Regions from separate parts of the Homo sapiens genome. Here region 1 is linked to region 2. A link is an interaction called in ENCODE POLR2A ChIA-PET data of the cell type or tissue named here. Cell type or tissue: Caco-2. All regions are shown on one strand. Each heading gives the region's core, and the rest is flanking DNA. Links, peaks and the distances in the headings are about the cores only.

What was found. Peaks named below come from ENCODE experiments on the same cell type or tissue, not always from the same donor. Only the 100,000 strongest peaks of a DNase experiment are listed, where the experiment ranks them.
Region 1: POLR2A ChIA-PET joins it to region 2 with 5 read pairs; 2 of 35 experiments call an interaction of 5 or more read pairs at or near these places.

What each region holds. Positions count from the first base shown.
Region 1 is chr1:182,828,658-182,834,919 of GRCh38, reverse strand. NPL (N-acetylneuraminate pyruvate lyase) reads right to left here. Exons shown (of 13, transcript NM_030769.3): 13 at 4,536-6,196. The coding sequence ends at 6,012. It overlaps DHX9-AS1 (DHX9 antisense RNA 1), which reads left to right. Exons shown (of 2, transcript NR_148933.1): 2 at 1-1,248. Among named protein-coding and RNA genes, the nearest start is that of DHX9, 7.6 kb to the left of the region's middle. RefSeq lists an enhancer at 5,198-5,347. In Caco-2, for the core only: no CTCF peak of the experiment used is centred there; no DNase peak of the experiment used is centred there.
Region 2 is chr1:183,099,988-183,104,987 of GRCh38, reverse strand. It overlaps LAMC1 (laminin subunit gamma 1), which reads right to left. Exons shown (of 28, transcript NM_002293.4): 2 at 1,356-1,660. Among named protein-coding and RNA genes, the nearest start is that of LAMC1-AS1, 39 kb to the left of the region's middle. In Caco-2, for the core only: no CTCF peak of the experiment used is centred there; DNase peaks (open chromatin) are centred at 2,967, 3,697 and 4,459.

The DNA of each region.
Region 1 (6,262 bases), core at 1,263-6,262, 270 kb after region 2:
ACTACTTTAGAAAGATTTTCAATAAAGGTAAATGGGATGTAATAATCTATTAAGAAAAAATGACTCAGAGTGGAACCTGTAGCAAAATATAAATTTGCTGTATTTAAGAGTAATTGAAAGCAAAAGATTCCAAAAGCTTGAAAAAAATGGAGATGCCCTAAATAAACTTACCATTGAAAAATAACAGAAAATGTTGAATACAAAAAAAAAAATGTATTGCTGTGCTGCCAAGAAAGAAAATGCTTTAGAGGTAAACATAAATGAAGTGAATGAATGAATCCAGAGAGGCAAGAGAACCCTGACGTAAGCACCTACCCTGAAAGGGTCTGCTGATTTTTAATGAACTTGAGCTTCCTTTTAATAAAAGCTGCATTGGGGCTTACGAGAAAGGAGACAAAAGAGACTGCCCAACATGCAGAGGCTGAGAGGAGACCTACACATAAACCAGAAAGCCTTATATCTTCAGTGAAAAGTGAACAACAATAGCAACAATGAGAAGCCAAACCAACCAGAAGAGGGGTATAATAAGGAAACTTGTCTATCAAAAACTAGATGCTAGGTAGAATAAAAAGACTTACTTCCTCTGATATCCAAAAAAACCTCAAGCCAATTATTTAAAGCGGTTATTAGTCAACAGAGATAAATCACTTAGAAGGATTAAAATTATATTCTCTTTGGTGGAATATTCTTCTATCCAGACCTCAAATAATTCCTATAAAATTCCACTGAACATAAGCTCGAGTTCAAAAAATCATAAAACGGGTGAGGATCTTAAGTACCTCTGATGAGTGGCAGGGTATAAGTGGCTCATGTGGGTGATCCCAACACTTTGGGAGGTTGAAGTGTGGGATCACTTGAAGCCAGGAGTTCAAAACCAACCTGGCCAACATAGTGAGACCCTGTCTCTGTCTCTAAAAAACAAATAAAGTCCAATGAGTTGAGTGCCAGCAGAAAAAGAAAACTGACAGAATTATATATAAATGTTTTAGATACTAGAATTATCTGCTACTGAATAGAAATATACCTTTTCCTCGTTATTATGTTTAATTCACTCCTGAAAACCCTACTGCTAAGTGAAAAGCCACTAAATGAAAATAATATTTTAACTGGAAAATCATGATGCATTCTCTGTAAACCCAAGAAAACTAAACAATTTCAGACCAAAAAAATCAATTTTTCCAGAGACAAGGTTATATCAACAAGTTGAAATAATAAAGACAGTTTATTTACAAACTGTAATGTACTGAAGGCTTGTTGTAAACTTTCTTCTTTCTGTACCAATTTTTCAGTCTTTAGGGGGGCCTATAGTTATTTTACACTCTAAATTTATAGCACTTAAAGTTACAGCACAGAAAAACAGTGTGAGTTTAATGTTCCTATGACTTACAACACCTTACAAGAACTGGCTCCTTTGCAGTCCCTTTAAATTAATCACTTCCTACTCTTTCTCCCTGGTGTCTGAGCTCTGATTCATTGGCTTCTGTTCAGTTTTTCACACTCCAGACTCTCCCATGGCTCAGAACTGTCAAATATGTGGGTCCTACCACCTGGAATGCACCCTCTGCTACTCTTCACCTGACTGGTTTCTTTCCAACATTCTAACTTCAGATTAAGTCTAATGGACCCAGAGAAGCCCCCTCTCACTACCTTGTGGAAATTGGTCCCTCTTCTGCACCTCCATCTCCCACCACTTTCCTCTGGCCATATTGAAGGATCTTGAAAGACATACAGATAGGTACAGTTCTATATAGACAAATGAAAGAGCAAAAGGCAGAATATACTTAGTGTTTTAACTGAATGATTCTGAAGTTCTGCTCAAATTGGGAAGTCAAACCTGATTGAGGTTATTACCTTAGGAAAAGGACAGTACTAATTGGCCAATATTCAGGGGAGTTCAGATAGTAACTGCAACCTGAAGACCAGCTAGGCCTGTGATATGGTTTGGCTGTGTCCCTACCCAAATCTCATCTTGAATTGTAGTTTCCATAATCCCCATGTGCCATGGGAGGGACCTGATGGGAGTTAACTGAATCATGAGGGTGGTTACTCCCATGCTGCTGTTTTCGTGAGAGTGAGTTCTCACGAGAGCCGCTGGTTTTACAAGGGTGCCTTTTGCTCAGCACTTCTCCTTGCTGCCACCATGTGAAGAAGGATGTGTTTGCTTCCCCTTCTTCCATGATTGTAAAGTTTCCTGAGGCCTCCCCAGCCATGCTGAATGGTAAACCTCTTTCCTTTATAAATTACCCAGTCTCAGATACATCTTTATTAGCAGCATGAGAATGAACTAATACAGGCTATGAATATTATTTGCCACTCTAACATGCTTTAAATGTGTCCACTCATTCAAGCTGAGGGTGGATCACTTTGTTTCACCCTAGTCTGAGGATTCTCAAGAATGTAGTATGTGGTCATTATCCCACCTCCTTCTACCTGAGGTAGGATAACCTTAAAATGGTACAAACTGGTCTTGGACTGTAGACCATACTGAGATGCTGATGCACTTGCCCGCTTGTGGGAACCCACTTCCCCATGACCTCAAAGATAACCTTGTTATGTGTGCTTGCTGATAGATGAGAAGGCTTGTCTCTCACACCAAAGGCTGGCATTTGTGACAATTTCTGCGCCTATAGGGCCTAACCCAACATCTGCCTCAAACATGGGATGCTGATATTCATGAAGGGCATTCTAGCAGAATATATCAGAGAAAATATATCAGAAGTGAATGTGTGATTGATGTATAATCTCCTTAGGTGGTCCCTCTGGAATAGAACTTGAACACTCTCTGTAACTTGTCTCCAGATAAAGGTAACACATCCTGCTGGATATAGTTCTCTATGTATTTTGTTGAATCCATTCCATTATATTTATTAATTGTGTGATTAAGACTTAAGAAAATGCTTTAGGGTTTTCCTTCTAGTTGTGTAACTTAACATGCTAAAATGTATTATGTATCAAACAATTTCCTAAGAGTCACCAAGGGGAGACTCTTAGGAGAAACTACGATTTGGGTTTTTTTGTCCACCCAGATAGCCATTTCTCAGCCCCAGAAACAAAGTGTGAGGTAGTGCTCTGCCTCTACCTGGGGCTTAGCTCTGCTATTTGCATAATTTTGGTTCCAAGTTTCCCTCTTACTTCCACTGGAGGAAACTGAGGGTTGAGTCAGCATGTGATAAGGAAATGGTTAAATGGCTTGGATGTGTTGTTTCCTCTACTTGATTTGATGGGTTTGTAGATCCCACTCCATTTCCTCTGTATGAAAAAGCCTTGGTGAGCCCAGGTGGGTACCTAAACTTGGGTTGCAGTCACTCTGCAAAGCCCCTCAACCCAGCCTTAGACATCAGCCTCCTAAGAGTTTGGATTTTCCGTGCCCTTCAGGTGATCAGAAAGAAGAAATTTCTCTCAAGTTGTGGCAAATACCCTTTCTAGGAAAGAATATACATTACTCCCACTGCCCCCCAACCCTACTTGCACCTCACCCCCATGGCATTTTCCTACATCTTTCAATAAACCCAAGAGAGATGTTCTATTTTTTTTTGAGACGGAGTCTTGCTCTGTTGCCCAGGCTGGAGTGCAGTGGTGCGATCTCGGCTCACTGCAAGCTCCACTTCCCGGGTTCACGCCATTCTCCTGCCTCAGCCTCCCGGACTACAGGCGCCCGCCACCATGCCCGGTTAATTTTTTGTATTTTTAGTAGAGTCGGGGTTTCACTGTGTTAGCCAGGATGGTCTTGATCTCCTGACCTCATGATCCACCCGCCTAGGCCTCCCAAAGTGCTGGGATTACAGGCGTGAGCCACCGCACCTGGCAAGAGAGATCTTAAGTAAAACCAATTCCTAAAATCACTCCTGTCCCTCCAACCATCCCCAGTGGACTGATCTCAGATTTCTATCTTGAAACAAAGAGGTTGGAAATCAGCTTTTACTACTGTGTTGAATGAAATATTTCACATGCCATTACTGTAGTTTTAATGTTAAAAACAATTTAGGAATAGATTATAAACAAAACGGTAAGTTCATAGTATTCCAAAATTTTACTTAAGTGCACTATTAATAGCCTACTGCTATATGATATTCATTTCTTTTCTCTTCTTTTTTTTTTTTTTTTTTTTTTTTTTGAGACAGAGTCTCGCTCCGTCACCAGGCTAGAGTGCAGTGGTGCGATCTTGGCTCACTGCAACCTCCGCTTCCCGGGCTCAAGCGATTCTCCTGCCTCAGCCTCCTGAGTAGCTGGGACTACAGGCGTGCGCCACTACACCCAGCTAATTTTTGTATTTTTAGTAGAGATGGGTTTCACCATGTTGGTCAGGCTGGTCTCGATCTCGTGACCTCGTGATCTGCCTGCCTCGGCCTCCCAAAGTGCTGGTATTACAGGCATGAGCCACGGCACCCGGCCATGATATTCATTTCTAAGCTACTGGATGTTAACAGAGCTAAACTCAGACCTGGTCATTTTAAAATCATATTTCTCTTTATGTTCACAAAAGCTCACTCACCATCTTAAAAATCCTCTAAGCATTGACTTCACAAAAGCAAAAATAGAAAAATAGTTCTTTGTTTATTGGATACCCAAGAATTAATTTTAGAATTTAAATTTGGCTTTAGTATCAGTAAGTACGGATATCACATCCTCAGAACCAAAAACGAACAACTCATTTTCTTCTTTCAGGAAATTAAAAGCTACAAAGGCAAAAAGAGGGTTGAGGATATATGAATATAACAACTTTTAACTAGCTGACTAATTAAAGAGAGGATTAGCAAAGATAATTGAAGTCTACTTATAATTTCAAATTTCCATTTTGAAAAAGTTTTATTTTTAATTCAAAGAGATTAAAATAAGGAGCAAAACTGATATGAATTTCAAATACTCTTTCTCTGCCAATGATCAAAACAATTAGAGATGAAATGAAAACAAAATCTTAGGTAATTAACAGACTGGATAGTCAAGTTTAAAATCAGTAAGGGTTAACTGTCAATATACTTTGATATCAGAAAGCTTATATCAAGGTTTGTTAGAAGGGAGATTAAACAGTTGTTGATACATTACACAGAAAGAAAAGAGTAAAAGGAGGTATGGAGAGAAAGTTCTGAGTCCTTTGGGTCCTCCCCAAATCTTCTATCACTAAACAAAAGTCACTAGTTGCAAGTGTGACAGGATAATAACATTAGCCCCTGGGCTCACTGCAGAAAGGAAGTCAGCCTTCGATTTCAATAATTCAGGGTCCTGCGGGAGAGACAGTCTTCTCAGTGGAGGAAGGGGAAGTTTGTGGTGCCCAGAGGAAGAGTCCTTTGGTTCTTTGAAACTTTGAGTTTTGAGTTTTCTGTATAGAAAAAAGTGGAGACTTAAATTCATCTTTGGGGAAGACTTTTTCCTTTGTTATGAGAAAGCCGCCCTTTACTTAGTTATAGGAACTGAAACAAGTCCTCACCTGACCCAGTGTTTTTAAAGAGCGAAAAGTGGTGACATCGAAATGAATTCAAAAGCATCCATTCTAGAGTTAGACTGAGCAGCCAAATGAGCTGGTGTATTTTGAGTTGTATACAGTTGAGACATGTTACAGTTTGGTATTAAAGTGCCTGCCTAAATGCAGTAGCTCAGAGTTTTCCTAGATTCCAAATGAATATTTATTAAAATGAAGACATATTATAGTGGTTTAAAATTAGACAACTTTAAAATAGGATTAGGAACCAGAGACCGAGATAATGAGAGCTCCTAAAGACAGATGGAATTAATCAATTACAATTTTCCTCTTGATTCCATTTCATCCATATAAACAGAAATTTCTCCACAAAAAAATCTGTGAAATGAATGACTGAGAGTTGTGACTCCTAGAGTTTTTGCCCCTTCACAAAATAAGACTTTTTAAGGCTCACAAAAGGTACCTCAATGCTTATTGTGAGATTTCATTTGCTAGGAGAGTTTATTCAAGTTCATCTAAAATTCCCTGAGAAAAAAATGCACTATTTAAGGTAGATTATGTCTCAAGGTGCAAACCCTGATTTGATAGAGAGGCACTAGCTACCAGCTTCCAAGTTTCCATCCTTTAAATCAGTGAAAGAAAGGAAATCCAGGCTCTTCAGTTTAGCTTCAGCACTATCAGTAAACTCCCTGGAGGCTTTCTGCAGTGGAAGCCGGGGTGGGCCCATTGGAATCCCAGAGACCAGAGTCATGATGGCTTTGGTCTGTGACACTCCAAAACCTAGACGGGAAAAACAAATGAGGAAACATGACTGGTACCGTCTATCTCTCCACAAAAATCCCAAAG
Region 2 (5,000 bases), core at 1-5,000:
ATCCACCTGCCTCCGCCTCCCAAAGTGCTGGTATTACAGCCATGAGCCACTGCGCCTGGCCCTGCTTTTTCATCTATCAAAATCAGCTATTCTCTCGGCCATTTATTTTGAACACAACTTATCTCCATTGCAAGAAACACTTTTTTGCAAGGTGTTGGCAAGCACACTCATTGCTCACCATAACCTCAGAGTTTACCAACAGCTTTCACATTCATGCTTTCCCAGCAACTTACAGAAATACAATGGAAGGGGGGCAACTGAACCCACAGAAAAATATATTCTTATCTTTTGTCACTGTCCAAAACCATACAATTAGAAAGAGAGTCCCTGAACATAATAACGGTGAGAAAGAATAAGAAGATCCAAATTAGAAACCCTAGAAAAATGGGGTATTTCCTATTTAGAAATCACAATAGCTTTTCATATAATGTACACAGCATTTGAAAACCCATTATCAGACTTTCTTGTTTCAGTCAACTGACAAAGGCTATCCCCATGTGGTTGTTGACTTCAGCCACATGCAGCAGCATCTCCAATTCTGTGTTAAAGTGCTGAGTACAGCATGAGGCTCACCAGCTTTTCCATAATCAAATAGCCAGGACATATGAAAAGTTCACAGAAATATGAGCAACATAGAAGAATTCCGTATTATGGTGTATAAGGAATATGCATGTAGAATTCAGGAGAAAAAAGAAATCCTTCTCAAACAGGGAAAGGTTTCTATCACAATGTTTAAGTACAGTGCTATGGGTACCTAAATTAATATCCTGTTACTAACATCCATATCCTGTTACTAACATCATCCATTTTAGGTGATGAGGAGTTTCTTTAATGATCAGCAATCGTGCCAGACAAATCTAATCAAAATTTTCTTGTGTAAAAATGAAAGAAGATGGCATTCTTAAATATCTTGCTTCAACGGTTCCCCTTTGCTAATTTTAAAAAATACATTTTATTTTGTCAAATCAAAAAATAGGCAAGAAAAGATCCAAGAAATCTGGGTAATTAGGTCAAATGTTCTCTTCAAAAGGTCAGAAGGAAAATGTTTCCACCTCAGGTACAGAGACTAACGTTAAAATTGTTTGACTTTTTAAAAAATGTGTAAAGTTTACATCCCAGAATAGATCTGCAAGTGCATAAGAACAAACATCAACCAGGCAGCAGGAACAAAACTACTTTCCTTCACTTATTAATAGTACACAGAGAGCAGAATCAAGCTCTCTGTCTGTGTTGCTCAAGTATTCTACTCTGACCCCGTACCTCAGAAGTGGGACCACAAGCCCCACTACAATAATCTTCCCACACCTCGCATGTTGTAGAACTAGCTGGCTTCAGGCCAACCTGTGAGAATTTACCTGCAGCACAGGGCTATTGTCAAAGTTATAGGCGCTGGGCCTTCCTTCCAGGGTAGAAAAGGCCACGTTGCCCCCAGTGAGGGGAGAAATGTCACTGAATTCATCAGTACACAAGGCCTGCTGCTCGTCCCCTCCTGTCCTGATGAAGCCGCGGTTTGCCTTGGAGTAGGTGTTCTCACAGGAACCACTGTAGTACTGGTAAGGAATCCAGGGCCCGTCTTCCCGTGTGCGCTTGTAAATGGCAAAGCTCTCCGGGCGGCTGGTGTGGAACTTGAGACGCACATAGGTGATGTCAAAAGCTTTTCCTGTGGGACAAACACATCAAAGGTCATAAATCATACGTATGAAGCAAACAAATGCCCTCTATTCCCAGCTTAGTTTGGAACTTGACAAAGGATATAAATCTCCTTGTACACATCAAACCAAGAAGACAGGCTATTCTAAAACAGAAAACTACGTATTTTCCCCCAAAATGACAAACTGCAGTTGGGTCCATAAGTTGGCTCATAAAGGCCTGTCGTGATGTGCATTGTGGAAATGTTGTGTGCAATGAAAACTGGCGGCGTATGTTAGTACTGTACTTATACTATTAATTAAAACTAAAGTTGAATAAAAAGTACGTTTATTCTTAATGCTGGTACTTCAGCAAAAGCTTAATTAAAAGATACAAAAGCAAATATATGCTAACTTTCTAAATGGGTCTCCAGGCCCTTTAAGACTTTAAAAAAACCTCATTCTCTATTAACTGTAACGTTACTCTTGACGCAGAAAGAATATCATCAGCTCTATTCTTCTACTTATCTACCAAGTTAAGATACAGACATTTGAAGAAGGGAGGACAGTGTTTGAGAGATGTAGCAGGGAGTAGAATAAGAAAGAGGAAAAAAAATTCCTTCAGTGGATGAACAATGAAATGGGGGAAAAAAGACAAAGGGAGAAAGGAGGTTTAAAAAGGTTGTTTCAATATGTTCAAAAGAGAATATATGAGAAATGAGCTCTGAGCAGAGAGGAAAAGACAGCAGTCACTGGGGCAGACAGTTCCCTGCAAAAGCCAGAGTGTGGTCTTATGGTCAGGATGGCTTGGTTGCCAGCCAGTGTGTCTTCACATGGGTAAAATATAAAATCACCATTCATTCACACATTGGGTCTTGCTAACTCTAACAATATCTATACTTTGCTACTTCTATGTTATAGTGAAGATCCCAGTTTGGTCAACAAGAATTTGTTGGGCACAAATCTATGCTCAGCTCTATGCTATATACATCAGGGGACAGAATGTGTGAAGACACAGAGATCCCTGTATTCAAGGAGCTTACAGTTTTTTCTCCCTAAGCCAATTAATTCAAGAACCATCCCAACCCTCTCCTACAAAACCCACAGAACAGCAACTTCTGTGCTCTCAGAAGTGTTGAGGAGAGACTTCTGCCACTTTCACTTCCTCGTACCCACTAGTCCCTGAGAGACAAGGAGCGATTCCTCATGTGTGGCCTGGACCCCGCTTTGTCTCTCTCTGGCTGCCGGCTGGAGTCCCCCTCTCTCCTCTCCTGCACTCAGTGCAACACAGTGGGGCTCTGCCTCTGTGTGGGGTGGGGCCTGCCGCTGTCCTGCTGCTGGATCTGGGAGTAAGTGGGTGAGGTCAATTCAGGGAGGAAAAGAGCAGAAAGCCCATGCGAGCTATGTGTCCAGGCCACATTCTTCAACTGAGCGTTCTCTATAATAAAACTGACAGGATGAGCAATATCCGACTATTTCTCAACTGGCCCAGATCTTAGAGGAGGTTGGATTAACTGTCCCCCACATACATGAAACATACTTGCACACACATTAGCTTCAACATAAAGCCATGTGGCATAACAGAAAGAACACAGGATGGGGCATTTTGAGACCTGAGTTCAGGTCCTGACTCCCTCCTTTACTAACCATATGATTTCTGCTCTGCCATTTTCTCTTTGTAAAAATGAAGACAATCCCTGCCCCACCGACTTCAAGAGTTGTTGGAAGGTCAAACTAAGATCTACACATACTTGACTAATTGTAAAATTCTATACAAATATAAGGCATTACCACAATAGGGTTTATAAAGAAAATCCCTGAACTGGGATTCTGAATACGTTCACATAAAAGGACCTGACTGTTCCTGGTACAGTTACTAAAGGATACTATACAAACATGAATATTCTATCTAGGATGCAGTGCATTTTGCCTAGACACAAGTCACACAAATACAGTTTACACACTTTCTGTTAAAAGAATGCAAGTTTTACCTGTATCTCTTTGTTGCGTCAAAAATGTCAAGACATCACCTTTGAATGAGGGCGAGGTTATAGTACAGTATCTGTGGCATTCCAGAGACTCACTATCTAAGACATTACAGAATGGTTAAACAATGTAATTTTACTCATGAGTAGGTGGCCTCGACTGTTCAAAGGCTTGCTCACTAGTCTGTAGATTATAGATTATCCTTCTTTCTCTATTTTCTCTCTATCCTTCTGATATCTCATTGTTCTTTAGCAACCCAACGGCAGCAGACTGGGCCAAAGGAGAGAAGGTAAAATCAATCAAGGCATCCTGTGTTCCAATCAACATCTGTACTACAAAGCCACCCTCTGAAAGAACCAGGCATATGTCTCTTGCTGCAGCCACAGACACAGAGCCACAAGTAGCAAAATGTCCAGAAAGCAATTATGCTAGCATTAAACTCTGATGCAGTCTACTTGCAGGTGCTGGCCTGGCCTTGCTGGCACTGAGCTTCATTTGCAGGGCTACCTTTCTTATGCCAATCTACAGCCACAGCTGGAAATGAGGGAGCTCTGTGGCAGTCTGTATGGAGGCTCACACACCTCCATGACAAGAGAGTCACGTGCACCACCCTCAGAGTTGCAGTCAACCCAACGGCGCATACAGACAACTGCAATTTACAACTCATCATGAGATGACTCCATGACAGGGGAAGTACATCATGTTTGGAAAGCATGGAGAAGATCATCTAACCCAGATTTATGAGTTCAAGAAATGCTTCCTAGAGGAAGTGGCATCTAAATCCAAGACATGAGGAATGCTTAGAATGAGCTAAGCAAACAGGGACCCATCATCCAGGCACATGAAATGGCATGTATGAAAGCCCAGAGAACACAGAGGAGTGATCACCATAGGAATTAGAGTTGTCTAGGGTAGCTAGAACTACAGAAGTGGCTGGAGATGAGGCAAACAAGAAGCAGAGCACACCAGGCTACGGTCATGTTTAAGGAGCAACTTCAGCTTAAAGGCAATGGCCAGCCACTGAAGGCATTAAACCAGAAAATACATGATCAGGTTTGATTTTTTAGAAAGATCAGTGTGGAGATTAGGTTGGAAGGGACAGGAACGAAGATGGGGAGGTCAAGATGTGGCAGTAATCCAGGAGAGATGACAGAGGTTGAACTAAGAATGGGAACAGAGGAATGGAGAGAAATGAATGGACCTCAGTGAGGTGTAGGAAGCCGTTTTCAATAGTAACTTAGTAACTGATGTACTACAAAGGCGATAGGGAGCTGCTTTTGAAAGGCTCCTCAACTTGTCGCTGTTAGTACCCTGTTTCATTGTCAAAGCTGCTTTTTCCCATTCCATGAGGTGGAAGGATTAAGAATAACATTCAGTTTTCTAGTT